Regions from separate parts of the Homo sapiens genome. Here region 2 is linked to region 1. Evidence: chromatin loops called from intact Hi-C (ENCODE). Cell type or tissue: Calu3. All regions are shown on one strand. Links, peaks and the distances in the headings refer to the core of each region. The heading gives the core; the rest is flanking DNA. Region 1 holds the start of TMEM270 (transmembrane protein 270). Region 2 has its middle 48 kb from the start of ELN.

Region 1 (13,373 bases), core at 922-8,921:
ACGACGGCTTCCCAGGTGCCCGGCCATCCTCACCCATCTAGCACAGATATGGGGGGCAGCTGGGGAAGCCCAGAGACCCCTGCATTAGCCCCCAGCATGGTCCTGAGACCCTGCAGCCTCCCCCTCCTGCCACCCAGAGGGCCTCCATCCTAGATAATAACCCCAAGTCTCCCAGCAGCCCCCTTCTCAATACCAACAGCTGCCCAAGGTCAGCTGCCTCTCCCCAGCACCCTCCATCAGCCCCTAGAAGTGCAGCCGAGAGTCCGGGCGCGGTGGCTCATGCCTGTAATCCCAGCAGTTTGGGAGGCTGAGATGGGCGGGTCACCTGAGGTCAGGAGTCCGAGACCAGCCTGGCCAACATGGCGAAACCCCGTCTCTACTAAAAATACAAAAATTAGCCGGGCATGGTGGCGGGGCACCTGTAATCCTAGCTACTCAAGAGGCTGAGGCAGGAGAATTGCTTGGACCCAGGAGGTGGAGGTTGCAGTGAGCTGAGATCGTGCCCCTGCACTCCAGCCTGGGGGACAGAGCAAGACTGTCTCCAAAACAAAACAAAAAAAGAAGTGCAGCTGAGAAGGCAAGGACCGAGGCACAGGGCAGGACTTCAGGAAAGCCCCTTGTCCTCTAAGTTTCAGTCCCACGACTGTCCAGCGGCCCCAGCTCTGGACTCTGAGACAGGAAGTCATCGTGGCCACAGCGGCCACTGGTCAAGGTCAATGATCAAGTCCACCTGACCATAGGGCAGCCTAGCAGGGGAGGGGCGAACAGGCACAGCTACTCTTGGGGCCATCGGGCATCTTGCCAGCTCCTTCTCACCCTGTCGGGGCAAAGCAGCTCAGGAGAGAGACAACAGGACCGGCACAGTCTGGCCTGGGTGGGGAGGCTGGCTGGGGGAGCTGGATTGAAGCGAGAAGCGCTAATAGGTTATGTCAGGCGAGCGCTCTGGGGAAGGGGCCGCGCCTCTCAGCTCTGGCAGCCCCACCTGGGGCCTGAGCCCAAGAGCTGGGGCCTGGAGAGAGACGCTGGCTCAGTGCTGAACCCAGTGTGCAGACCGGGGAGCAGGAAGGCAGGACAGAAGTGAGCCCCCATCCCCCACTGGGCCTGGGGCAGCAGGGGGGCTGGTGATAGACACACAGACCCCTCTGGTGGGCTAGGCAGGTCCCAAGTGACAGAGGCCACCCATGCTTACATGATGGGACTGGGCTTGGTGGAGAGCGAAGCCCCAGGGGGTGGGACCACCCCTCTGCTCAGGGGAACCCTCTTATTATGTATCCCCTCATTTCCTTTTCTGTCCAGTCCCCCCATCCTGGGCGCCAGGATCCCATCCCCAAACCCTCCCGACCCTGATCTCTCCCCGAAACTCCCGCTGCTCTGCGTGGACTTCACCAGCCCCTCCCCCATCCTTCAGTGCGCACTTTGACAGCCCCTAACACCGCAGCCTTTCCTGGGGTTGGGATGAGGTCAGGATGAACCGGGGGACAGGGAGAGGCCTGCAAATGAACCCCTCGCCCGGGAATGTGGGTTCCAGGGCTCCGGGAGGTGGAGAGGGTCTCAAAACAAGAGGCGGGGGGGTCAGGGAAGGGCCAGGAACTCGGGCCGGGGCCTGCGGGCAGACTGAGGAGGGGGGCCCTTACAATCACAACGGGGCAGCCAGGGCCCTGTGTGTCTTGGCGAAGTGGGACCCCTGGCCCGCCAGGTATGTAACAATTCCAGCCATTTCCTGCCCTATTAATGAAAAAGGGACTGATATAAATACACGCTCAGCATAAATAAATACAGGCCAGGCCCAGGACTGCATAGCAGACAGATTGCGTGAAGCTGCTGGCTGGCCTTGCAGCCAGCTCCCCCCACCCTGCCCATGCCCCGTCCACCCCCTGACACCGGCCACCAGTTGTTTTCTTCCAGCAGGCCAGGGCCCCTCCATGCTCACAGGCCTGAGACAGACGGACTGACTGCTCCCACCCCGGGCCTCAGAAGCTGCAGCCCCCAGAAAGGCAGCAGGCCTGGGAGATGGGGAGCCAGGGAGTGGGGTCCCAAGAGCCTCCCATGCCTGCTCTGAGCGGGGACCGCACGTGCACAGACCAGGCAACAGCCCTGTGACATCTGGGGTGTTGTGATTATACCCTGATCACAGGAGGGGAAACTGAGGCTCTCAGGGTTTAGTAAATTGCCAAAGGTTACACAGCTGAGAGGTTGTGGATCCAGCATCCAAACCCAAGGCTCTCTGACCCCAAGGCCTCTGCTGTGCCCACCATTGTGAGTGGCAGCCGAGGGGAGATTCTGGCCTTCTCCCTTTCCCCCAGGATGCCAGAGACCTTGGAAGGCCGGAAGAATTCAAGTCCTAGAAGAGATCTTGCAAAAGCAGCAATAACTCCAGGACAGGGGATTCAGGGAGCCAGAAGTCAGCCAGTGTAGGGCCTTATTGGCAGGCTGCGTAGACAGGGGGACTGCTCCTCTCCTGCCCCACCCCACCTCTTACCTGGGCACTGAGGAACAAGGCCTGGCATCAAGGAACCCCAAATGCTGACTCTCGGCCAGCCGCAGTGGCTCACACCTGTAATCCCAGCACTTTGGGAGGCCAAGGTGGGCAGTTCGTCTGAGGTCAGGAGTTTGAGACCAGCCTGGCCAATATGGTGAAACCCCGTCTCTACTAAAAATACAAAAATTAGCCAGACATGGTGGCGCTCGCCTGTAGTCCCAGCTACTCGAGAGATGAGGCACAAGAATTGTTTGAACCTGGGAGGTGGAGGCTGCAGTGAGCGGAGATCATGCCACCGCACTCCAGCCTGAGTGACAGCGAAACCCTGTCTCAAAAAAACAAAAACCAAACCAAATGCTGACTCCCTTATCGGGGATCACCCCACCCATCCCGCATTGCACAGACATGGGAACCGAAGTCCAGAGTGGGCAAAGAGAGCCTCATCCAAGGTCACACCCAGTGACCTAGGCGGGCAGAGGCAGAGGCAGAGGCACAGAATCCAAGCTTCTGTCCCCAAGCCCAGATCTTCTCCACGGGGCTTGGGCCACATTCCTGTCCATCCCCACTTTGGCCCCAAACTGCTCTGGGGCCTCCTCCTTTCCTCCAGTCCCTGCCTCAGCAAAGAGCTGACATCACCTACTCCTGCACTCATGCTTCCCTGAAAGCTGTGTGTATGTTCTAGAATCCCAGTCATGTTACCCCTCTGACCAGGTGCTTATAGGTCCTTCCTGGTACATGTTCTACCTCGTTGGCCAGATGGGACCCCTCAGATGTCCCTCCTAGAGCAGGACAGCCTTGCTGCTTAGACTTGGAGGAAGGGTCTGGAAGTTCACCCACATCCACCCTGAGCTGTAAGGGAGGCCCTCACTGAGCTGGGAACCCGAGTGGAGAAGAGCCACGCTCACACCACCACCCTCTGGCTTGGGAGTAGGTGAGAGGTAACTGCAAACACTCAAGAAACCATCCCTTCCCCTCTCAGCAGAATCACTCACCTGAAGGCTGAGTCTTGGGGATTGGAAGCATCACAGCCTGAGCTGGCACAGCAGCATCAGCCACCCATGCAGCAGGACCCTGTGTCCTTACTCACAGGTTAGGGGAGTGCTGAGATACTGGATAGGTTTCCCCTTTCCCCAGGGAGACAGATGGCTCTTCAACAGATAGCGGGTGAGTGGGTGTGGTTGGTTCTGTGGATGAATGGATGGGTGGGTGGGTGGGTGGATGGATGGATGGATGGATGGATGGATAGATGGATGCATGAATGGGTGGATGAATGGGTAGATGAATGGGTGAGTGGATGGTTAGGCAGATGGGTGGCTGAATGGATGGGTGGTTGGGAGGATGGATGGATGGATGGGTGAATGGATCAGTGGATGGATAGATGGATGGATGGATGAATGGATGAATGGATGGATAGATGGGTGGATGGATGGGTGGATGAGTGGGTGGATAGATGGATGGATGCATGAATGGGTTGATGAATGGGGAGATTAATGGGTAAGTGGATGGGTAGGCAGATGGGTGGGTGAATGGATGGGTGGGTGGGTGGGTGGATGTATGGATAGGCAAATGGACCAGTGGATGGATAGATGAATGGGTGGATGGATAGACGGATGGATGGATGGATGCATGAATGGGTGGATGAATGGGTAGATGAATGGGTGAGTGGATGGGTAGGCAGATGGGTGGGTGAATGGATGGGTGGTTGGGAGGATGGATGGATGGATGGATATATGGGTAAATTGATCAGTGGGTGGGTAGATGGATGGATAGGTGGGTGTGTGGATGGATGGATGGATGGATGGATGGATGGATGGATGGATGGATGCACGAATGGGTGGATGAATGCATAGATGAATGGGTAATTAAATGGGTAGGTAGATGGGTGGGTCAATGGATGGGTGGTTGGGTGGATGGATGGATGGATAAATGGATCAGTGGATGGATGGATGGATGAATGCATAGGTTGTTGGGTGATGATGGATGGATGGATGGATGGATGGATGGATGGATGGATGGATGGGTGGATGGGTGGAGGGATGGATGGGTGGATGTGTGAGTAGATGGGCAGGTGAATGGGTGAGTGGGTGAATGGATTGGTGGGTGGGTGGATGGATGGTTCTGTGGATGGCTTTGTGAGTGGGTGGATAGGTGGATGGATGAATGGCCAAGTGCATGAATGAATGGGCTCCTTGAAGCCTGGCTCACAACTGTTTCTCAAAGCTTTCTAAATCTCTGAAATGTGAGGCCCTGGCACCCCCCAGAGGCCAAAGTCTCTAACTGCCCATCTCCCCTAAAGCCCTGGGCACCAATACTTCTGAGAACCAGGGGCACGCACCTAGAGAAAGTTAAGGATTCTGGGAAACAAAAAATCTAGAGACCCAGTGCTGGTTCTGCCCTTGACAGACTGTGACCTTGGGAAAGTTCAACCTTCTGAGGCTCAATTTTCTCAGCTGTAAATGGTGCTAATCAAACCTGATGCCTGTGTTGCTAGGAGATTTAAACCAAATTATGAGTAAATTGTCTGAGATGTTTGATATCTGGCCCATAGAAGATGCTGACGGAAAGTGATTTCCTTCCCAGAGGCAGTCCTGGGCTCACATGCAGGCACACACATGCACATCACTCACACAACATCTCTCCAGCCCATTAGGGAAGAGGGAGTGAGACCATAGGCTAGGCCAGACCAGGAGAGGCAGATGGGGATACATTTATTCTCTGGGAGTTTCTTGCTCTGGCAAAACTGTTCCAGACTCTGAGTCCGAGGACGCAGACAGTGAGGGCAGCAAGGAAGACCCTGAGACCTCCTGGGGTTCAACCTCCTGGGCCTCGGCCAGCTGGGTCGTGTGCTCAAAGGCAGCCTGCAGCAGGTGGGAGGCCAGGCAGGTGGTCCAGGTGATGAGATAGGCCAGGTGCCAGGAGGTGAGGGCAGTCATAGTCTCCACCCACCAATACAGACGTCTCAGCTGTACCAGGAGCTTCCTTACCACGCAGTTCACTTGCAAGGCCTGGAACAGGGAGACAGATGGGCAGGTGGCCCTTAGGAGCTCATAGGGTTACACTGCTTGGCTGTGGCTCCCCCCTGCAAGCCCAGCCAGCCCTGACCACACCCAGTACCCCAGGTTTGCCCTCCACACCCCAGCCTCACCCCGAGACCACCCACCTTACTGAGCTGCCTGCCCAGTCGGAAGCAGTGGGACTTCTGACACACCCTCCAGGTCACTACCACCAAGAGCAAGGCCACCAACATCAGGCCGTGCAGACATGACAAAAACAGATCTGTCCAGATGGCCACAGACAGGCCCAGCTGCTCCCAGGCACTGAGCAAGGCCAGGCCCAGGCCCTTGGTGCTGCCCCACATGCCAGCCCACATCAGCCTGGGTCCCTGTAGCACCAGCCATACGGGGACCTGTATCAGAGCCAGCCCAGCCCAGAGAGCCTGGCCCAGGGGGCAGGCTGCAGCTCCCAGGGGTAGGTGGGCCTGCCAGTTACAGGACCCCCGGGCCTCCTGGGCCAGCCCTGACACCCAGTGGTTGAAGAGGTTGATCTTGAGGAGCAGGAAATTATAGAGGTGATCTCGGTTCTGAACCAACTGCAGAAGAAGAGAGAGAGACAACCGTCAGCCATCATCACCCTCCTGGGACAGGAACCCCACTTTTTCTTTTTCTTTTTTTTTTTTTTGAGACGGAGTTTCACTCTTGTTGCCCAGGCTGGAATGCAATGGCGCTATCTCGGCTCACTGCAACCTCCACTTCCCGGTTTCGGGCGATTCTCCTGCTTCAGCCTCCTGAGTAGCTGGGATTACAGGCGCCTGCCACCACACCTGGCTAGTTTTTGTATTTTTAATAGAGATGGAGTTTCACCATGTTGGTCAGGCTGGTCTCGAACTCCTGACCTTAGATGATCCACCCGCCTCAGCCTCCCAAAGTGCTGGGATTACAGGCGTGAGCCACTGCGCCTGGCCAGGAACCCCACTTTTACTGTAGAGGTGAAGCTGCTGGACCACCTTGAGTCAGATCCCCATCTCAAGGCCTCAGCTCCCCACAGGTGCAAGGATGAACTCTGTCCACTTTGAAGGACTCCCTTCTGAGAAGGGAACATTAGAAGGTGTTTCATATTGTATTTGGGTTCCTTTCCATTGGATATTTTTTTTTAAGAAACAGGATCTCACTCTGTTGTCCACGCTGGAGTGCAGTGGTGTCATCATAGCTCACTGCAGCCTTGACCTCCCACACTTAAACAACCCTCCCATCTCAGCCTTCCAAAAAGCTGAGACCACACAAGTGCATGCCACCATGCCTGGCTAATTTTTTTTTTTTTTTTTTTAAGAAATGGAGTCTTCTTATTATGCCTGGGCTGGTCTTGAACTCATAGGCTCAAGCAATCCTCCCCCCATTAGCCTCCCAAGTAGCTGGAGCTATAGGTGCATCTCACTAAGTCCAGCTAATTTTTTTTTTTTTTTTTTTTTTTGTAGAGGCGGGGTCTTGCTATGTTATCCAGGCTGGTTTCGAACTCCTGGCCTCAAGCAATCCTCCTGCCTCAGCCTCCCAAAGTGCTGGGATTGCAGGCATGAGCCACTATACCTGGCCTCCATTGGATTTAAATGATTATTTACAATACTCCAGACTGAAGGAGGTTTCATGGCTATTATTACCATGTTACGATCCCCCACCCCAATCCTGTGGGCTTTGAACCCAGGTCACTTGTCTTCTTCCAAGTAGCTGGGCTTTGCCTCTGTACCAGTTGTCCCCTGGCATCAGGAGGGCTGCTGGGGCAAAGGACAATGCCATTAGGGGCAGGGAGGCGTGAGAGACATGGGGCAGGGGTCACATAATTCACGACAGACCTAATGAGAAGGGTGAAGGAGAGAGATCCAGAAAGACTTCCAGATTTCCAGCCGGACATGGTGGCTCACACCTGTAATCCCAGCACTCTGGGAGGCCGAAGCAGACGGATCACCTGAGGTCAAGATTTCGAGACCAGCCTGGTCAACCTGGTGAAACCCCATCTCTACTAAAAATACAAAAATTAGCTGGGCATGATGGTGCATGCCTGTAATCCCAGCTACTCGGGAGGCTGAGGCAGGAGAATTGCTTGAACCCAGGAGGCGGAGGTTGCAGTTTGCCCAGATCGTGCCACTGCACTCCAGCCTGGGTAACAGAGTGAGACTCCATCTCAAAAAAAAAAAAAAAGAATTCCAGATTTCTGATCTGGGTGGTGAGTTGGACAACGGTGTCTCCCATTCACTGAGATGAAGCTGCAGGACTGGGGTGAGGTGGGGGAAAGCTGTTCTTGAGTCCTGGAGACCCTTCATCAGAGCTGGAAAGCCCCCAGCCCTTGAGTGACACCAATCCACCCACCTGGACCCCCCATCCCCGTGTCCACAGGCCCCACCATCTGAGATTGGCTGCAAGACCCCCCACTCACGGGCTGGATTTGCAGAGCTTGGGACGTGGAGGGTGGAGCTATGCTGAGACCAAAGGGTCCAGCAGGGAGAAGAATTAGGGTAGAGCTAGGAAATAGGACCTCCCAGGTTATGGTGCTGAGACCAGGGAGGAGGGAAACCTATGATATCCCACATGATCCCACAAGATCATTTCTATAGGAGAGGAAACGGGCTCAGAGTGGTGAAGTGATTTGCCCAAATTCACACAGCTAGAGGGTAAAACAGCCAAGATGCAAATCTTTTTTTTTTTTTTTTTTTTTTTTTTTCTGAGACAGGGTTTTGCTCTTGTTGCCCAGGGTTGCCCAGGCTGGAGTGCAATGGTGGGATCTCGGCTCACCGCAACCTCCGCCTCCCAGGTTCAAGCGATTCTCCTGCCTCAGCCTCTTGAGTAGCTGGGATTACAGGCATGCACCACCACGCGTGGCTAATTTTGTATTTTTAGTAGAGACAAGGTTTCTTCATGTTAGTCAGGCTGGTCTGGAACTCCTGACCTCAGGTGATCTGCCCGCCTCGGCCTCCCAAAGTGCTGGGATTACAGGTGTGAGCCACAGCTCCCGGTCCCAAGATGCAAATCTAATGGTGTCTGTCTTTCTCAACTGCCCCCTGTTATATGATCTTGGCTGACTGCAGCCTTGGCCTCCCAGGCTCAATCTATACTCCCACCTCGGCCTCCTAAGTGTGACTGAGTTGTGACCCCGACCACAAGCATGTGTATGTTTAAAAGAGATGAATGGGCCAGGTGCGGTGGCTCACACCTGTAATCCCAGAACTTTGGGAGGCCGAGGTGGGTGGATTACGAGGTCAGGAGTTTGAGACCAGCCTGGCCAATGCGGTGAAACCCTGTCTCTACTAAAGATACAAAAAATTAGCTGGGCGTGGTGGCGCACGCCTGTAATCCCAGCTACTTGGAAGGCTGAGGCAGGAGAATTGCTTGAACCTGGAGGTGGAAGTTGCAGTGAGCCGAGATCGCACCATTACACTGCAGCCTGCGCGACAGGGCAAGACTGCATCTGAAAAAAAAAAAAAGAGAGAGAGATGAATGAGCCAGGCGCAGTGGCTTATGTCTGTAATCCCAGCACTTTGGGGAGCTGAGGCGGGCAGATCACAAGGTCAGGAGATCGAGACCATCCTGGCTAACAGGGTCTCTACTAAAAATACAAAAAAAAAAAAAAATTAGCCAGGGATGATGGCACGTGCCTGTAGTCCCAGCTACTTGGGAGGCTGAGGCAGAAGAACTGCTTGAACCCAGGAGGCAGAGGTTGCAGTGAGCCGAGATCGCACCACTGCACTCCAGCCTGGGCAACAGAGCGAGACTCTGTCTCAAAAAAAAGAAAAAATGAATGGGAAAAACAATGATTCACCCATAGGAGTGACCCTCAATAGAGAAAATGCTGCCAGGTGCGGTGGCTCACACCTATAATCCCAGCACCTCAGGAAGCTGAGGTAGGAGGATCATGTGAGGCCAAGAGTTGGAGACCCGCCTGGGCAACGTAGTGAGACACCATCTCTACAAAATACAAAAATTAGTCAGGCGTGGTGGTGCACACCTATAGTCCCGGCTACTTGGAGGCTGAGGGGGGAGGATTGCTTGAGACCGGGAGTTGGAGGCTGCAACGAGCTGAGCCGGCACCACTGCGCTCCAGGCTGGGCGACAGAGCGAGACCCTGTCTCTAAATAAAGAAAAGAAAAGAAAATGTCAGCACTGTAGTTTGGAGTGGGGCTTCTGGGAGATGTCAGATTATTCTGGAAGGCAGGCAGCCACCTCGTTCCACTGGATGGGACAGGCAGGGCTTGGGCCCGGCAGCTCTGAGGTGGCTCTGTGAAGGGCCTGGTGTGTGGTCCCCACCCCACTTACCCCCAGCCCCCACTCACCAGCACTGAGAGCCTCGTAACCTGCAACAGGATCCCCAAAAGGCTGGATCTGACTGGAGGAAGGGCCTCCATGTCTGGCCTCCCCCACCTACTCCAGCTGGGAGAAGCAGGGTGACCTCACAGATGCCACAGGGTGGGGACCAAGTTACCATGGGGACCCGGTTGCCGCCAGTGACCCACTGCCTTTACCTGGCTCCTGCCGCTCCACTGCTTCCTCTGAAACCTCAGTCCACGTCTGAGCCCAACACGGCCAAGGAGGTCTTAGAGCAAAGCTTCCTTCGGGTCGGATTTCCCCAGATCTTGGAACAGGAATCAAGTGCCGCCTAGGAACGGGGTTCATGCCTGGATTCCCAATGCTTTGGGAGGCCAAGGTAGGAGGATCGCTTGAGGCCAGGAGTTTGAGACCAGCATGGGCAACATAGCAAGACCCTGTCTTACAAAAAAACAAAAAAAGAAAAAAATTAACCAGCCTTGGTCATGCACACCTGTAGTCCCAACTACTCAGGAGTCTAAAGTGGGAGAATCGCTTGAGCCCAGGAGATAGAAGTTGCAGTGAGCCAGGATCACTCAAGCCTGGGTGACAGAGCAAGACCCTATCTCTAAACAAAGAAAAAAAATTGAAGGGTGATGAGTTTATTTGGGGAGTGGGCCCTGCAAGCATCCATAGGAAGTCAGAAAGTGAGGCAAGGGGCCAGGCACAGTGGCTCACACCTGTAATCCCAGCACTTTGGAAGGCCGAGGCAGGCAGATCACGAGGTCAGGAGTTTGAGACCTGTTGGGAACAGGCCCCCAAAATCTGGCCATAAACTGGCCCCAAAACTGGCCATAAACAAAATCTCTGCAGCACTGTGACATGTTCGTGATGGCCATGACACCCACGGTGGAAGGTTGTGGGTTTACCGGAATGAGGGCAAGGAACACCTGGCCCACCCAGGGCGGAAAACTGCTTAAAGGCGTTCTTAAACCACAAACAAGAGCATGAGTGATCTGTGCCTTAAGGACATGCTCCTGCTGCAGATAACTAGCCAAACACATCCCTTTATTTGGGCCCAATCCCTTTGTTTCCCATAAGGGATACTTCTATGGGAATCTAATCTAATCTATAGTTAATCTAATATCTATAGAAACAATGCTAATGACTGGCTTGCTGTTAATAAATACGTGGGTAAATCTCCGTTTGAGGCTCTCAGCTCTGAAGGCTGTGAGACCCCCTGATTTCCCACTTCACACCTCTTTATTTCTCTGTGTGTGTGTGTGTGTGTGTGTGTGTGTGTGTGTGTGTTTAATTCCTCTAGTGCTGCTGGGTTAGGGTCTCCCCAGCCAAGCTGGTCTCAGCAGAGACCAGCCTGACCAACATGGTGAAACCCCGTCTCTACTAAAAATACAAAAAAAAAAAAAAATTGGCCTGGCATGGTGGCGTGCACCTATAATCTCAGCTGCTCAGGAGGCTGAGGCAGGAGAATTGCTTGAACCCAGAAGGCAGAGGTTGCAGTGAGCTGAGATCATGCCACTGTACTCCAGCCTGGGCAAGAGAGTGAGACTCTGTGATAAAAAGAGGGAAGGGGAGGGGAGGGGAGGGGAGGGGGAGAGAGAGAGAGAGAGAAAGAAAGAAAGAAGAAAGAAAGAAAAAGAAAGAAAGAGAAAGAAAAAGAAGGAAAGAAAGAAAGAGAAAGAAAAGAAAGAAAAAGAGAGAAAGAAAAAGAAAGAAAGAAAGAAAAAGGAAGGAAGGAAAGAAAAGAAAGAGAAAGAAAAGAAAGAGAGGCAAGGACAGATGAGTTCATGAGCAGGGTTTGAGTTCAGACAACCGGGGCTGATCCCCAAAATCCCCTGGAAAATGGTGCAGAACGCACCTCAGAGTCACCCCACCCAAGGAGCATGAATACTGGGGTATTTATCTTCCATGACCTGTCTGCTTCCTGTTGGACATTAACTCCCGCTGAACCTCCAATCTTACCAGCACAAACACCAGAGAAAGCCCTCCAGCAGATGGTCGGGTGGGGGTCTTGCAGCAGGCGGCTCAAGCAGTGTGCATGGAAACTAAGGCAGAGGACTCTGGGGTAGGGACAGCAAAAAGGAATCCAGAACAAATAAACCCCTAGACATGTGATGATGGGAGCCTTGACCAGGGCTGAGGCCCTGGAAATGGAGACAACAGATGCCAGAAATCTGTAGCAGGTACAACAGATAGAATTGGAGGATGTCAAGACCCACGATGATCTGAGACGTTGCCCAATTTCATGCTAACAAGTTAGCCAACCAGAGCTCCACAGCTGCCACAGGAAGACATGAGACTCCCAGGTCAGAGATCAAAGACAATGTTACTCATGGCAATAGCAGTGAACTAGGTTATAAGCATTTTCCATTCATTCCTTGAGCTCCAAATCCCACAGGGTGATATGACAAGGGCCAGATGATGCCTGGCAGTATCTGAGGTGGGTGTGTTACAGGAGAGGTGGCTTGAGTTTAGGGAACCCAAATCTTTTCTTTTCTTTTTTTTTTTTTTTTTTTTTTTTTGAGATGGAGTCTTGCTCTGTCACCCAGTGCAGTGGTACAATCTCGGCTCACTGCAACCTCCACTTCCCGGGTTCAAGCAATTCTCCTGCCTCAGCCTCCCAAGTAGCTGGGATTATAGGCGCCTACCACCATACCCGGCTACTTTTTTGTATTTTTAGTAGAGACAGGGTTTCTCCAGCTTGGCCAGGCTGGTCTCAGACTCCTAACCTCAGGTGATGCACCCGCCAGCGCCTCCCAAAGTGCTGGGATTACAGGTGGGAGCCACCTCGCCCAGCCTTCTTTTTTTCTTTTTTTGAGATGGAGTCTCACTCTGTCGCCCAGGCTGGAGTGCAGTGGCACCATCTCCACTCGCCGCAACTTCCGCCTCCCAGGTTCAAGCAATTCTCCTGCCTCAGCCTCCCGAGTAGCTGGGATTACAGGCTCGCACCACCAAGCCCAGCTAATTTTTGTATTTTTAGTAGGGATGGGGTTTCACCATATTGGCCAGGCTGGTCTCGAACTCCTGACCTCAGGTGATCCGCCTGCCAGCGCCTCCCAAAGTGCTGGGATTACAGGCATGAGTCACCGCGCCTGGCCAGGAAACCCAAATCTTTTCTAATGTGCAGTAAGCAGGGCTGCCTTTTGCCCCAGAAGGAGACATTATGTCTTCCAAGGTTGTCTGATATACAGATATCCTAGAAAAGAAAGTCCAGGGCAAAAGGCAATCCATTAGTGCCTCACTCACAAGACATACAGAAATGTGAAAGACACATAGACAGAGGCATCCCAACAGAGGAATGAACAGGAAAAGAAGTAAAGCGAGACAGGGGTCAGGGATACCCCCAACCCAGAAGACTTGAGTGAAAGGCAGAAAGTAGCGCTGCCCACCAAGTGGGGGCGGGGAAGAGAAGGAGTAGGTTTGGGGAGAGAGGCAAAGGGATTGCTGGGGGTCAGAAGGTGGTGGCTGAGCCGGGTGCAGTGGCTCACTCCTGTAATCCTAGCACTTTCAGAGGCCAAAGCAGGTGGATCACTTGAGGCCAGGAGTTCAAGACCAGCCTGGGCAGCATGATGAAACCTGGTCTCTAC
Region 2 (16,427 bases), core at 4,998-12,997, 110 kb before region 1:
CTTACAAAGCTCTGATGGTGGGATTCCAGGCATCGTCAACCAATGGGAAGGGAGGGGGCACTGAGTCACCCCATACTGGTGCGTGGCAGCCTCTGGGGGCTGTGGGCAGGGCTGGCCTTGTCTGGTGACTGGGGAGGGAGCTGGCAGAAGGCCGGGGAAGGGGGACAATGGGCCTTTGTCTTTGCCGAGGTTTCTCCGTCCAAGATGCTCTAGCCCCTAGACAAACATGACCTCATTCCTCCTCCAGGCTCCAGGACCCAGGGCAGAGACAGGCGGCTTGGAGTTGGACGCACCCACCCCATTTCACAGACTGGAAAACCAAGTCGCAAAAGGAAAGAAGACAAGGGGACACCGAGGCTCCAGCCCTAGGACCCAGGCAGAAGTCATGGCCTCCTGGGTTGCTGAGCCCAGGGAGGGGACTCACAAGAGGGTCTTCTAGGCAGCAAAGGTCTAGCTAGCCCGCAAGCTCCCGGGACAGGCAGGTTGCGCTTGGATCTGCTACTCATAGCTGTGTGGCTCTAAGCAGATTACTCACCTACTCTGCGCCCTGGTTTCTGCATCTGATGTAGGCCTGGCAGCCTCTTTCTTGCAAGGTTATGGTGCCCTTGGAGATCGCTGCTAAGGATTCAGACAGGCCTGCTTTAAGCCACGGCACCTGCTCCCACTGCCCTGCCTTTAAAGGGGTGATCTTCCAGGGAAGACAGTGGAGATTAAGGTCCATCCCACGCAAGCCTCCGGGGTCCACAAACGTCCCTCTCTTGCCAGGGGCTCTGCAGTGACAAGGCCTGGTAGGAGTCTGGCATATCTTTCTGGTAGCTTCCTAAGTGACGTTCTCCCACACTGGCCCTACTGGGCTTTCATCCCCTGCCCACAGCAGCCCTCACTTCCTATGCCAATCCCCACTCCCCAGAGGGTCTTCTCCAACCTGATCTCCATCTCCACAACCATCTGGGGACACGCCTGCACCTGAAACCTCAACAATTCAAGTTGCAAGATGCCAGCTGGAGGGACTCCCAGCCATTCTCTCAGTCTCATCTCTAAGATGGGATAGTGGGACTGGGCATGGTGGCTCACGGCTATAATCCCAACACTTTGGGAGGCCGAGGCAGAAGGTTGGCTGGAGGCCAGGAGTTTGAGATCAGCCTGGGCAACATAGCCAGACCCCATCTCTAAAAAAAAAAATTAAAAATTAGCCGGGCATGGTGGTGTATTATCCCAGCTACTTGGTAGGCTGAGGCAGGAGGATTACTTGAGTCCAGGAGTTCAAGGCTGCAGTGAGCTATGTTTGTGCCACTGTACTCCAGCTTGGGTGATAGAGCAAGACCCTGCCTCTAAAAATAAATAAGTAAAATGGGGCCGGCTGCGGTGGCTCATGCCTGTAATCCCAGCACTTTGGGAGGCCGAGGCGGGTAGATCACCTGAGGTCAGAAGTTCAACACCAGCCTGCCCAACATGGCAAAACACCGTCTTCACTAAAAATACAAAAAATTAGCCAGGCCTGGTGGTGGGCACCTGCAATCCCAGCTACTCAGGAGGCTGAGGCAGGAGAATCGCTTGAACCCAGGAGGTGGAGGTTGCAGTGAGCCGAGATTGCGCCATTGCACTCCAACCTAGGCCACACAGCGAGATTTCGTCTCAAAAAATAAATAAATAAATAAACAAATAAATAATAAATAAGTAAAATGGGATAATGGTAATTCTTGGGGACTTGGGAGCATTGGGTGAGAGAGGAGACTCCAGATACCTGCACAGGGCTGGACACAGAGTAGATGCTTATGAAATGACAGGCTTATTAATACCAATTATTCATCCTTCTCAAAGGTCATTCAGAACAACCTCCCAAGTCACTTACAGAAAGTAAAACCAGAGAGGGTTAGTTCTCAGCCGTTGTTACACAGCCTGTCAGTGTCAGGGCACGGTGCAGACCCGGCCTCTGGGTGCTGCCTTGGAGGTTCTCAGGCCGGGCCCTGGTTCTCAGCTCAGGGACCAGGTGAGGGAGGAGGGCGAGTGAGGCTGGAGACGACCCAGGCTCTGGCCTTTCCCTTGGCCCCGTCTTCCACCGCGGCTGCCTTCCCAGTGAGATAAACAAGGGATCAGTGGGAACAAAATGGATGAAGTAACGGGGAAGATATGAGAGGCCGCGCCCAGCCCCCAGCCTGCCCCACCCGCCTGCCCGCCAACAGGGACGGCTTCAGGAGAGGCACAGCCGGCCCCTGAGTCTCAGCCCGTGCCAGGCACTTAGGGTGCTCAGCGCTGGCCAAGCCCTGCCTGATCCCTGGGCTCAGGTGGCAAACCCCCCGTGGTGCCCTTGGACCCTCCCTGGGCCCTGTCCCTAAGCCCCACCCTCCCTGAGCTGGGATTATTTCAAATCCCCTCCACCAGAGTCTTGGAGGAGACAATTGCACGCTCCCAAGTGCAGATTCAGAGCCCCAGGGCTGTCTGGAGCGGACATGGGATTTGCCACCCTGGCTCAGCTGGTCTGGGGTTCAGCCTGACGCAGCCTGTCTGTGTCTCTGGGGCACCCGCAGTGCCTTGCTGCCTGAGGCCAGCTCCCTGCCATGGTGGAGGGGCTGCGTCTGCCCAAGGCCTCTCCAACCCCGGTGCCAGCTCCCTGCCCCTGCAAATTTCTGCCCATCCTGACCTCTCCAAGCAACCCCGGAACTCATGGGGGGCGTCTCCAGGGCCGGATGGAAGGCTGGCACTGCTGCCAAAGCCTGGACACCCACCCAGCCGGACACCACCCCGGGTACCTTCCCCTGCTGAGACGTAGACAAAGAGCGAGTGTGTTGGCCGGACAGGGCTCCACCCGCTGGCTGTGAGCAGCCAGGACCTGCAGCCTTGGGCCAAGGACCCCAGAGGCTCAACATCTGCCCTCCTTGCCTCAGAAGGAGGCGAGAAATGAGCCCTCCGCCTGCCAGGGAACATCACTGGAGTGCCCACCGGTGCCCTGAGCTGGGAGCCTGGCACAGATGGGGTGTGCGGTGGGCACCCCAGGGCCTGCCTGGCTCACTGCGACCTCAGTTGCCCTCAGCAAACAGTCTCCAAACTGCCCCAGGCCCTGACCAGGCTAAGACGGGGCTGTCTCTCTCCCCTCTTAGGTTTTTTGCAACCAACAGAGCTGGAACGGTGGAGCCCCAGGCCCTGGAGTCTGCATTTTGTGACTCCTCGGGTGATACGAAGGCAGGTGGTCTCTGAGCACACCACTCTGGTCCCTTCCCCATTTCCCCATCCCCTCCCCGGCTTCAGAGGGCCCTGTCCCTACCTGCAGAGGGAGGCTCCTTCATCCCAGCTTCCCCGGTACTCAGGTCCCCACTTTTCCGGCTGACTTTCTGCCCCCCACGCCCCAGGCATCCTCTGTTATGACCATGGAGAACCACATTTGTTTCCCCAGCACACAACCACCTTCCCTCTTCACGAGCTGGTTCCTCTGTCGGAAATGCTTGTTTAGTGGTCTCCTTTCTACCCAAAATATTCCCACTCAGCCTCGCAGGCCAGCTCCTATGTCGCCTCCAAGAAGCCTTCCTTGATCTCCGCCTGGTCCTTGCGGTCCCTCTGTTCTAACATATCTTCTACTAGTGCTCATCACACTGGAATAAAATTGCCTCCCCTCTGGCTAGGCGCTTGTCAAGAACTGAGGCCGTGTCTGAACCTCCCACACTGAGCCAGCCGAGGGCTGCTGGCTGAGCAGGACAAGCCACGGGACCAGGCCACCCCCCAAACTATGACAGCACACTTGCCCAGACTCAGACATCTCAGGGGACGTCACGTGTGGAGTGTGGGGGAAAGGGACTGACATTTGCTGAAGTCCTATGACGTCCTAGGTTCTCTTGTCCCCTTTCTTCAAAGGAGAAGACTGAGTCCCAGGGAAGAGAACTGACTCGCCCAGGGTCACTCAGCTGAGAGGTGGTGAGGTTGGCCTGGGAACCCCTGTGATCATTCTCCAAACCTCGCTGACCCCAGGGGATCACAGTCTCCAGCTCACCCCATCCCCTAGCAGGACACACACTGCATGAAGTTAAGAAAAGTTCTAGGCCGGGCACGGTGGCTCACACCTGTCATCCCAGCACTTTGGGAGGCCAAGGTGAGAGGATCGCTTGAGTCCAGGAGTTTGAGACCAGCTTGGGCAACATAGCGAGACCCCACCTCTACAAAAAAAAAAAATTACAAAAATTAGCCAGGCATGGTGGTGTGCACCTGTAGTCCCAGCTACTAGGGAGGCTGAGGTGGGAGGATTGCTTGAGTCCAGGAGGTCGAGGCTGCAGTGAGCCAAGATTGCGCCACTGCACTCCAACCTGGGTGACACAGTGAGATTCTAGTTCAAAAAAAAAAAAAAAAAAGAAGAAGAATTCTGAGAACAATGACTTGCCCAGAGCCAGGGGCCTGACTTTAGAGAGTGAGACCGAGAAACTGGCACTTGGGACATACATGGTCCTTGCATGTGTGGCATACAGTGGTCACACGTGGCGAGACTTGCCAGCTCATGAGTGCAGGACCCCTGCCCCTCTGGCCTGGGAGCCAGCTGCCCCGGGGGCCACGGGCTCCTGAGGCTGCTCCCCCGAGAGTCACCAGGCAGGGTCTGGATCGCAGAGTTGACACTAAACACACCCTCGTGCAGCAGACAGGCGTGGGAGGCACCCCCAAAGAGGCCAGTGCTGTTTTGAACAGAGCGAGGATGAGGTGACCCCTGACTCCCTGCCAGAAAGCCACTTAGCGGCAGCCGCTGGTGCACGGGAGACACCCAATCTGTCAGCACAGGCTGCGTGACGGGCCGGCGTCCAGCCATGGCCGCGAGGGGAGCCACCAGAGGGGAGCCAGATGGGCCCAAGGCCCTGCCTCAGGGGGAGGCAGGGGCTGCAGTGGCCATCCGTAGGGAGCCACTCTGTCTCTTTTTTTTAAAATTTAAATTTAAGAGATAGGGTCTCACTCTCTTGCCCAGGCCGCAGTGCAGTGGCGCAATCATGGCTCACTGCAGCCCCAACCTCCTGGGCTCAAGGAGTTTGAGGCTAATCCTCCCACCTCAGGCTCCTGAGTGGCTGGGACTACAGGTGCACTCCACCACATCTGACTAATTAAAAAACAAAACAAAACATAAAAACAAAAAACTTTTGTAGAGATGAGGTCTTTCTATATTGCCCAGGCTGGTCTTGAACTCCTGACCTCAAGTAATCTCCCCGCCTCGGCCTCCCAAAGTGCTGAGATTACAGGTGTGAGCCACCATGCCCTGCCCAAAGTAAAGTTATTTTGAGAATTGTCTGTGTTCACTGTTTACACTTTTCACTTACTACTTCCCTCCTTCATCCCCTCCAACCTGGCTTCTATCACTCCTATTCCACCAAAACTCCTCAGCTCAAGTTCACCGATGACCTTTCTGTGGATCAATCTTGTGAACCTTTTCACTCCTTATTTTACTCAAAATTGCTGCAGCATTTCATGTTAGCTTTTTTTTTTTTTTCTTTTTGAGACGAAGTCTTGCTCTGTCACCCAGGCTGGAGTGCAGTAGCACAATCTCGGCTCACTGCAACATCCACCTCCTGGGTTCAAGTGATTCTCCCACCTCAGCCTCCCAAGTAGCTGGGACTACAGAGCGCGCCACCACGCCTGGTTAATTTTTGTACTTTTAGTAGAGATGGGGTTTTACCATGTTGCCCAGGCTGGTTTCGAACTCCTGACCTCAGGTGATCCACTCTCAAAGTGCTGGGATCACAGGCGTGAGCCACCACACCCGGCCACTCACACTAGTTTTTTAATTTTTTTTTTTTTTTTTTTTTTGAGACGGAGTCTCACTCTGTCGCCAGGCTGGAGTGCAGTGGTGCAATCTTGGCTCACTGCAACCTCCACCTCCCAGGTTCAAGCGACTCTCCTGCCTTAGCCTCCTGAGTAGCTAGGACTACAGGTGCGTGCCGCCACGCCCCGCTAATTTTTATATTTTTAGTACAGACAGGGTTTCACTGTGTTGGCCAGGCTGGTCTCGATCTCTTGACCTCGCATTCACACTAGTCTTAACTTCCCACTTTGTGAATCCATTTTCTCTTTAACTCTGTGACCTGCATTCTGATTTTCCTCCCCTCTCTTTAGGCTGCTCCTTCCCCAGTTACTCCCATCTCTCGCTACTCTCCCTTTTCCAGCCCTTAAAGTTGGGGCTTTTTAAGGCTCAGTCCTGGGTCCTCCTCTCTTCTCACTCCCCACACCCTCCTGTGGGCTGCGGTTCACCTTGTTCCCTTTCTTCAATTACCAGCTATGGTCAGTATCAATTGGGCTACAGGCTGGAATCTCCAGGGGTGTATTGGAAAAATTCCAGGCCAGGCAGAACCCTTGGCCATTCTATTGGTCTAGGGGTGGAGCCCAGGCATCATTATTTTTAAAACCTTTCAAGCTCTCATTTTAATCTGCAGCCAAAGTTGAGAACCACGAGAAGAGATGCTGCTAACTCCCAAATCCTTCACGCCTATCCCCAAAGGACCCCTGATGAGCTTTGCTGTCACTATAGATTAGCTTGCAATTTCCAGAATCTTACATACTTTTTTGTTGTCTGGCTTTTTTCATTCATGGTGATGATTTTGAGACGCATCCATGTTGCGGCATGTATCAATAGTTTCATTCTTTTTTTTATTGCTGTCGCGTTTCATTATATGCTCATAGCCGGATTTGTTTATCCTTTTACCCCTTGATGGATATTTGGGTTGTTTTTAGTTTTTGGCTTTTGCAAATAACTCCGCTATGAATATTCATGTATAATGTGTGCAAAGACGTCTTCACGTCGTTTGGGAAATACCTACGGGTGGAGTGGCTGGGTCTTTTGGTAGGTGTATGATTAGCATTTTAAGAAACTGCCAAAAGGTTTTCAAAAGTGGCTGTGTTTTCTTCCACAACCCCCGGTCATGAAGGAGAGTTCCAGGTTTTCCCCATTTTTAAATTGGGTTGTTTTTCTTCCTAGCATTGAGTTGTCTAAATACAACTGAAAAAAACATTTCAGTCTGTGGTGCATCTCTTTATCATTTTTTCCTTCCTTCCTTCCCTCCTCCCTTCTTTCCTTCCTTCCTCCCTCCCTTTCCTCCCTCCCTCTCCTTCCTTTCTTTCTTCCTTCCTTCACTCCCTCCCTCCTTTGTTCCTTCCTTCCTTCCTTTCTTCCTTCCTTCACTCCCTCCCTCCTTTGTTCCTTTCTTCCTTCCATCTTTCCTTCCTTCTTTTCTTCTTCCTTTTCTTTCTCTCTCCTCTTTTCTTTCTTTCAACAGGGTATCACACGGTTACCTAGGCTGGAGTACAGTGGTGCAATCACAGCTCACTGCAGCCTCGAACTCCTGGTCTCAAGGTATCCTCCTGCCTCAGCCTCCCAAGTAGTTAGGACTACAGGCACACACCACTGTACCTAGCTACTTAAAAAAAGTTTTTTTTTTCTAGAGACAGGGTCTCACTAAGTTGCCCAGGCTGGCCTCAAACTCCTGGCCTCAAGTGATCCTCCCACCTTGGCCTCCCAAAGTGCTGGGATTACAGGTGTGAGCCACCATGCCTGGCCTTTATCATTTTCTAAATAGTGTCTTTGAAGAGCTAAAGTTTTTTGTTTGGGTAAAGTTCAATTTGTGTGTGTGTGTGTGTGTGTGTGTGTGTGTGTGTGTGTATTTTGTATTCTTTGTGCTTTTTGTATTGTATTTCCAAAGTATTTACCAAGCCCAAAGTAACTAAAATTCTTTTTCCCCTGAGTTTTCTTCTGGAAATGTTTTATCATTTTAGCTTTTACAAATAGTTACGTGACCTATTTAGAATTAATTTTGGTGTATGGCGTATGGTAGGGGAAAGCTTCTTCCCCAGTCGGCTTTCCTCATTGAAGAATGGTTTGCTATGACTCCATTTTTTTTTTTTTTTTGAGACAGGGTCTTGCTCTATTGCCCAAGCTGGAGTGCAGTGGGTGATCTCGGCTCACTGAAACCTCTACCTCCTGGGTTCAAGCAATTATCATGCCTCAGCCTCCCAAGTAGCTGGGATTACGGGCATGAACCAGCATGCCCAGCTAATTTTTGTATTTTTAGTAGAGACAGGCTTTCACCATGTTGGACAGGCTGGTCTCGAACTCCTGACCTCAAGTGATTCACCTGCTTCGGCCTCCCAAAGTGCTGGGATTACAGGCTGAGCCACCGCGCCCAGCCTACAACTCAAATCTAATCCTGTCATCCCCTGCTTACACTGTTGTCCCCAGGCAAACCTCAGCCCCTCTGGCCCAGCTTTGTAGATGACAACTGGCCAAAGTCCATGTCTCCAGCTTTCATCTCCCTGTTCTGTGGACACTAAAACCCATTTGCCAAACATATCAAACGTCTCTTTCGCCTGAGGGCTTTCCTTATGCTGCTGGTTCTGTCTGGAAGTACCACTCATCATCCATCTTTTCTGTCACTACAACCTTTTTTTTTTTTTGGAAACAGTGTCTCACTCTGTTGCCCAGGCTTGAGTGCAGTGGCGCGGTATCTTGGCTCACTGCAACCTCCGTGTACTGGGTTCAAGCGATCCTCCTGTCTCAGCCTTCTGAGTAGCTGGGATTATAGGCAGTCACTACCACACCTGGCTAATTTTTGTATTTTTAGTAGAGACGAGGTTTTACCATGTTGGCCAGGCTGGTCTTGAACTCCCGACCTCAGGTGATCCGCCTGCCTCGGCCTCCCAAAGTCCTGGGATTTCTACAAGTGAGCCACACGCCTGCTATACAACCTTTGGGGTTTGTTATAGGTCCTTCAGGGGTTAACTTAGAAGCTGTCCCCTCTTCCCACCCCAAGAGCCTTGGATAGGGCTGATGGTTCCTCCAAGCCCCAAGTCCTGCTGAACACTACTGAACACTGGATTTATTTATTTATTCATTTATTTAATTTGAAGGCAAAGTCTTGCTCTGTCGCCCAGGCTTGAGTGCAGTGGCATGATCCTGGCTCACCGCAACCTCCGCCTCCTGGGTTCAAGCGATTCTCCTGCCTCAGCCTCCCGCGTAGCTGGGACTACAAGCACTACCATGCCCAGCTAATTTTTTGTATTTTTAGTAGAAACGGGGTCTCACCATGTTGCCCAGGCTGGTCTCAAACTCCTGAGCTCAGGCAATCCACCCGTCTCGGCCTCCCAAGGAGCTGGGATTACAGGTGTGCGCCACGGTGACCCTGAACACTGGACTTAGAATGCTCTAGTATTGCCTGCCTGCTTCTGCCTCTTGACTGGGCTTCCTCCAGGCAAAGGCAGGTGTTCCTTCATTCTGAATGTCAATCAACATATTTAACCACCTGCACCACCCTTCCAGGCCATACCAGCTAATAACCAGCCCCGCCACTTGGTGGCAGCATGCAGCATGACGCAGATGAGGCTGGGGCCTGGCTGTGGAGTGAACGACCTTTGCACACCTTGCCCTGCATCAACCGCATGGCTGTTTCCCTTGGGAGCTCTTAGTGGGAGGAGGAGCTAAGGCTGGGAAGGGAAGCAGAAGCTGAGGTTTTGGCAACACAGATTCAGGAAGTTGGGGAGAAATGAGCCCAGAAGCTCAGAATGGGTGGGGTGCAGGGCCTGAGTTGGGACACAGAAGGCTAGCCCCAGGTCAGGGTTTGTGCCCCCATAAGGAGCTCCCACATGAGGCCCCGGGACCCGCCAGCAGCAGCAGGTCTTTTGCACCATCTCCCCAACGCTGTTTAGGCAAGGGGTGAACCTGAGGTCACCCAAAGCCTCCAGCCGCTCTCCCAAACAGCCGCCTACCACGGGGGACCCAGGAGGCCAAGTCAATAACCCGAAATCATAAAATCTCAAAGGCGTCGAGCATTTGGAAGGAGGAGCAGACGCAGCAAATGGGGCCTTTTCCCAGGCAGCTCGTGTGGAACAAGAGAAACAGATTTACGAGCGTCTGGTTGAAGCCAGGTTGGGGGGCGGGGTGGGGATGGGGGGTTTGGTGGAGACGCAGAACGTTTCTAGTGCACAGGAAGGATGATAAATGGGAATGAGCTGCACGGGCTCCATGGCTGTGGTTTAAGATGCGTGAAATGCAGGCTCTCTCTTTCGTGTGCTTTGTTACAGATTTGGAAGAACATAAATGTATGTATCAGTGTTTCATGGACTCTCCCAAGACCTGCAAACTCCGGTCCTCCTTCCTCTGAAAGGTGGGCCATCTGAGAGCGATGTTGGACATGGGTGTGTACCGGGGAGCACGGGCTGGTTGCCCATCCTTGGCCCTGAACTTGGACTCCCAGATGTAGCCACATGGCCCAGACCTCCCCCCGACCCGGCGGCACGGCGGCTTGAGAAAGGCCTGCCTCTGAGTCACAGGCAAGGCTCTAACGCTGTCTGTGGACTCTGGACTGAGACCCACAGGCTTGAAGGGGAAAGGGCACCCAGTTTACAGTCATGTTCATGCACACGCACACCTGCACACGCACACACCTGCACATGCATGCCTGACCACACATGCCTCCACATGTACACCTGCACGCACATGCCTGCACACACGCTTGCAAACGCACACCTGCACACACAATCTGCACACGCACACCTGCACACACATGCCTGCACACACACGCTTGCAAACGCACACCTGCACACACAATCTGCACACGCACACCTGCACACACATGCCTACACACACTTGCACACGCATGCCTGCACACACACTTGCACACACATTTGCACACGCACGCCTGCACACACATGCCTGAACACACACACCTGCACACTTAAACTCTTCCTGGTGCCAGATTTTGTCACAGGGAAGAACAAGGAGCCAGGTTCTCTAGAACCATCCCTCCCTCCAGCCTGTCTCTTGAGGATCAGTTGATTTATGGGGTCAGGGTCTCCTGACCCATTGGGAAACCTCCCTGCCTGTCTGTACCTTCCAGCACAGTCCAGGAGATCTGTGGGGTTGATGTCAGCTGCTCAGACACCCTCAGCTGGTATGAGACAGGTGGAAGTTTCTCAGGTCTGCAGCAGCCAGGTGGGGGGAACAGGGAGAGAGGATAATCCAGCCTGATCACCCCAGGCTCTGAAGGTCTCTCGGGGGAGGCCCCTGCCGGCTCAGATCTGTGGAAATGGGTTAGAAAGGGTCAGAAAGCCCCGGAGATGGTTGCCCCATGTCCACGTCCTGGGTGCCATGTCCTTGGGGCAACACTTCTCCCTTTTCAGCCACTACTGTCCCACCTGCCCTTTCTTCAGCCAGCCCCAGAGGGCCCGGGGCTGTTCTCCAGTGTGCAGATTCCAGGGACTGGTGCAAGGTGGGGTGCCCTGGGGGGCCACAGGGGTACAGAGGCTGCAGCTCTGAGCAGGGCTGGGGGTACCCTGGGAATTCAGCCCCCGCCTGCACAGGGAGGAGCCCTGGGCAGGTGGCCCTGTGAATCGATGTCTTCCAGGAGTTTGCAAACCTTCTGGCCCTGCTTTCGGGAGCCCCAGGGGATAGTCATCTGACCGCCATGGCCAGCCTTTAGAACTCCAGTCCCGAGGGACAGAGATGGGCTTAGGAAGTGTTCTGCAGCTCTGCCTGGCTGTCAGCACACCATAAAGAATGAGAAAGCGCTGCAGAGCCCTGCCATCTTGCACACGCACTGCGGGGGTGGAGGCGTCCTCCTGCACAGTCCCCGCGCTCCCTCCCCTCGGCCCTAGAGTTAGAATCCCTTCCAACTGTGGTCTCTGGTCTATACCTCAACCAGGGGACCAGTGCGGGTGCCTCAGCCCAGGACCGCCCAGCGGCAATATGACCACTCCAGTCCTGAATTTCTAGAGCTGGGAAGGGCTACCCTCCTTTTCCATCAAACCATCCAGGGCCAACGTGCGACCTCGAATCACCCTCCCTGGCTAGGACTACCCAGCCCCTCCGTGGCCTCAGGCTGTCTGAGAACTGCCTTTGACTTTGTTTCCTGGAGATGGTCCTGAGGGGCAGCCCTGGGTCTCTTGATCGTTTCTGGGAATATCAGGGTGAGTGCCATCCCCTTTGCATTTGCTACAGAAAGTTCTGGGCCTCCTGAGGACTTTTCTGTCCAGCTCCATAAAACAGGGTTTGTTTTTATTTTCTTGAGACAGGGTCTTGCTCTGTCACCCAGGCTGGAGTGCAGTGGTGCAATCTCAGCTCACTGCAGCCTCCATCTCCCAGGTTCAAGCGATTCTCCTGCCTCAGCCTCCCAAGTAGCTGAGATTACAGGCACGCACCACTACACCTCGCTAAGTTTTGTATTGGTAGTAGAGACAGGGTTTCATTATGTTGGCCAGGCTGGTCTCGAACTCCTGAGCTCAGGTGATCTGCCTGCCTCGACCTCCCAAAGTGCTGGGACTACAGGCGTGAGCCACTGCGCCTGGCCCATAAAGCAGGTTTTTAACTAGAAGATTCACAGAGGGACTTTGGGGAACTTACTGAATTTTGCATGTATCTGTACAGATGTGTTTTTTTTCTTTTTCTTTTGGTCTGGGAAGAGCCCTGAAGATCAGCAACCATAGCTGAAGGAGGGAGGGACAGACAGGCCCTAGAACTGCAGCCAGGGCCTGGCACAGCCTTTCCAAGTCCAAAGCTATAAGGCCGGGTTCAATACAACTTCCCTTTCACCCCAGGGGAAACTGAGACCCAGCAAGATGGGGACTTGGCTCAGGGCATACACCTGCGCAGAGGAGAGCTGGCCTGGAAGTCCAGCCTGGGCTGCAGTTCTCAGGAGGGCTGGGGATACCCTGAGAATTCAGCCCCTTCCTGCACAGGACAGCAGAACACTTCCCACCTGTGTCCTTAGCTGTCCTGGGAAGGTCTCATCGGCAGGTTCTGGGGTGGAATGAGCCTCCTGTAAACCCTAATATGCACAGGTACACACACACATGCAGACGTGCATATAGACATATACACACATGCACACTTATGCTCATATGCACACATCCATATAGACATATACACACATGCACACACACAGACACATGTGCATATAGACATATACACGCATACACACATGTATATATGCATACAGACATATACACACATGCACACATATACACATATGCACATGTGCATGCACACACATGCACACACTCCCCCTCAGCGTGCAGCAGAAAGAGTGCCATTTCCCCAGCAAGCTCGCCCACCGAGCCCTCGCTTGCTCCTCTGTGGGTGTCTGGTCTCCCACCCCGGCCGCAGCAAAAAGCTCCATGAAATGATTGATGAGAAGCCGGGGGCAGGGAGAGAGGCCGCAGCAGGATGGCATGGAGGCCGCCTCCAGACTGGGGCATCACCTGGAAAAAAATCACAAGGCTGTAAACACAGGCAAACAATAGGGAAGACGGGCCCTGGGGCTTCATAAAGAGCGTGCGGCCGGGACAGAGCTCAGGGCCCGCTTGGCTCGGGGGCGGCTGAGGGGACGGCAGACCGGGGGCTGCTCCGGGCTTGGCTGGGACGGACGTCTCGGACCATGGCTGGCCCGTCCAGCTCAGAGTTGGCCGGGAGGCCTGGCCTCCGCACAATAAACAACACAGAAAGATAAATTGAAAATGTGTCTGGAACTGGTGGGGAGAAGGGAGAGGTGGGCAGGGGTCACCGGGAGGCCTGTCTCCTTCCTTGGCCACTGCCCCCTCTGGGAGGAGGGCCCAGAGCTCTGGTGGGGAGGCGCAATCTTGGACCCCACAGGCCTGCTGGGGGTTGGAGGTGGTAGGCCCAGAGACAAGATGCCTTGAACATGTAGAATCAGAGAGGGCCTTTGAGGAGAATTTCCACCTGGAAAACTCCAGGGGTGTGTGAGGGCTCTGCATGGAGTTGAAGTGCTGGAGGGCAGAGAGGGGGGCCTCAGGCCAGGGCAGGCCGGCCTTGGGGAGCCCACAGACCCTTCTGAGCACGCCTGTGGGCCTGGGGACACAGTCTTAGACCGGACAGCCATGTTCCAAACCACAGGGTCTGGGGGCCGCAAGAAAGTAAAATTCCATACTTTTTGTTTTTGTTTTTGAGACAGAGTATCGCTGTGTCACCCAGGCTGGAGTGCCCTGGCGCGATGTCTGCACACTGCAACCTCCGCCTCCCAGGTTCAAGTGATTTTCCCACCTCAGCCTCTCGAGTAGCTGCTCTCATCCTTATTTCGCCCCTGGGTCACCCTGACTCAGTCTCAGAATGTCCCCCCTCCCCTGGCGACCTCACACACGCAATGCCACCTGCACTGCCCCAACTTCTCGGCCTCTACCCCTGGTGGATGCTTGCTCTTGCACCAGCACGCTGGACTTCTCGCCTTGCAGGTACAGGCCCTGAATAGCCCCCATCACCTCTCCTGCCAACGTGTCCTCCCAGGAACCGCTTCGGTTGCCTGGGCCAGAAGCCAGGGAGCTGAACTTGACTCCCACATCCTCATGCCCGCTATTGCACCCAAGAAATTCTTCCTCCCCACCTGTTCCCCCAGCAGTCCAGCACCCCATGCAGTCCAGGCCTTAAAGCAGTCGCCTCCTCACAGGCCCCCGGCCTGCCCACCAGGCCACCTCAGCCAGGAGGATCTGTGGGAAACACTGGGTTGCCCCCATCAGACGTCAATAACCCACGCCTCTCTTTGCTTCCCAGGTGCCCTCAGCTGCCCCCAGACCCTGTGGTTTGGGACATGGCTGTCCTGCCTAAGAATGTGTTTAATCTTTAAGAAATGTCTCAAAAGTATGGAATTTGGGCCGGGTGTGGTGGCTCACCCCTATAATCCCAACACTTTGGGAGGCTGAGACGGGTGGATCACCTTGGGGTCAGGAGTTCGAGACCAGCCTGGCCAACATGGTGAAACCCCATCTCCACTAAAAATATAAAAAATTAGCAGGGCATGGTGGCGCACGCCTGTAATCCCAGCTACTCAGGAGGCTGAGGCAGGAGAATCACTTGAGCCCAGGAGTTGGAGGATGCAATGAGCTATGATTGCACCACTGCACTCCAGCCGGGGATACGGAGCAAGATCCTGTCTCTTAAAAAAAAAAAAAAAAGGAAGTCAGAATGGGAAAGAAACCCTCATGCTCTGGGAAGGGGTCTGAGTGAGGAGACACAGCTCTGGCCCAGAAAGTCTAGTCTAGTGGGGAGGTGGTGGTGTGGGACACAAGGCCATTCCCTAAGAAGCCCTAGTCAAGGGTGGCAGCTGGGGACAGGGACCCTCAGAGCCTGGGGAGAGATGTGGTCCCAATCCTCAGGCCCCACTCATCAGGCCTCCCTGGGAGGGTCAGCAGGCATGGGTCTGGCTCCAGGTACCTTCAGCTCCTGAAGGGCCAGCTGGCACAGGCATGAGCCTGCATCCACCCGCAGGAAGCCGGTGCCCGGGAAGTGCCAGAGGGATGCCAGGCACAGGGCCAGGATCAAGGACAGGGTTGGCCCTGCCAACAGCTTCAGGGCCAGGGCTGGGTGTGCCCGGTTCTGGTCCCTGCAGGGCTGCTGAGGAGGGCAGAGGGCGAGGGCCTGTGGCAGCTTGTAGGCAGGAGGGTACCCCCTGTACCCGCAACTCAGGCAGCCACCTCTCTCAGGTCAGGGACTTCCAGGACCACCTACTACCCTTGCATTCCCACAGGGGCACATGAGTGGGGCTTCTACAGGCTGGAAGGTCCCCAATCCCTGCTTGAGGATGGGCCCCAAGTGTTCCACATTGAACTAGAATCTCTGGAAGAATGGGATGCAAAGTGACCCACTATGTGCTTTCTCAGCCCAAATCATTGCTTACACTACCCTGGTGGGGAATGGCGTCACCCAGCTTCGTAGACGAGGAAACGGAGGCTCAGAGAGGGTGAGCATCTTACTCAGAATACACAGCTAGGAGACGGTAGGGCTTAAATTCCAGCCCACGCCATCCTATGCTCTAGGCTGCCCCGGAGCAGGCTTCCCTGGGGGCAGGAGCCGGGTTGCCTCCATCAGACACTGATAACCCATGCCTCTCCTCGCCTCCTAGGTCCCATCAGCTGCCCCCGGACTCTGTGGTTTGGGGCATGGCTGTCCTGCCTGACAATGCGTCTGATCTTCAAAAAATACCTCCAAAGTACAGAGTGGAGGAATGAATGAATGTGTCCCCAGGGCCCCGTTAGACCAGTGTTGGACACTGGGGCCACAGAAAAAAGGAAACCAGGCTGATGCCTGCCCCTAGGAGGTTTTTGTTTGTTTTTTGTTTGTTTTGACATGGAGTCTTGCTCTGTCGCCCAGGCTGGAGTGCAATGGCACAATCTCTGCTCACTGCAACCACCACCTCCCAGGTTCAAGCGATTCTCCTGCCTCAGCCTCCCAAGTAGCTGGGATTACAGGAACGCGCTACCATACCCACCTAATTTTTGTATTTTTAGTAGAGACGGGGTTTCACCATGTCGGCCAGGCTGGTCTTGAACAATTGACCTCGTGATCCGCCCGCCTCAGCCTCCCAAAGTGCTGGGATCACAGGTGTGAACCACTGTGCCTGGCCTAGGAGGTTTTATATTGGTGAAGAAGACAGGCTAAGACCCAAATCGGTGCCCCCAGTGTAACAGTCGATGTG

What was found. Hi-C counts contacts between places; a loop is a spot of excess contacts. Peaks named below come from ENCODE experiments on the same cell type or tissue, not always from the same donor. Only the 100,000 strongest peaks of a DNase experiment are listed, where the experiment ranks them.
Region 2: a loop joins it to region 1, with 13 times the contacts of the local background. A loop is called at or near these places in 21 of 110 quality-filtered maps.

What each region holds. Positions count from the first base shown.
Region 1 is chr7:73,857,688-73,871,060 of GRCh38, reverse strand. It overlaps TMEM270 (transmembrane protein 270), which reads right to left and starts at 9,902. Exons shown (of 3, transcript NM_182504.4): 1 at 9,795-9,902; 2 at 5,640-6,068; 3 at 5,171-5,484. The coding sequence starts at 9,866. The coding sequence ends at 5,188. RefSeq lists an enhancer at 161-1,090. In Calu3, for the core only: no CTCF peak of the experiment used is centred there; a DNase peak (open chromatin) is centred at 4,730.
Region 2 is chr7:73,972,188-73,988,614 of GRCh38, reverse strand. No RefSeq gene overlaps it. Among named protein-coding and RNA genes, the nearest start is that of ELN, 48 kb to the left of the region's middle. RefSeq lists an enhancer at 9,202-9,496. In Calu3, for the core only: a CTCF peak has its summit at 9,278 (motif pointing right); a DNase peak (open chromatin) is centred at 9,324.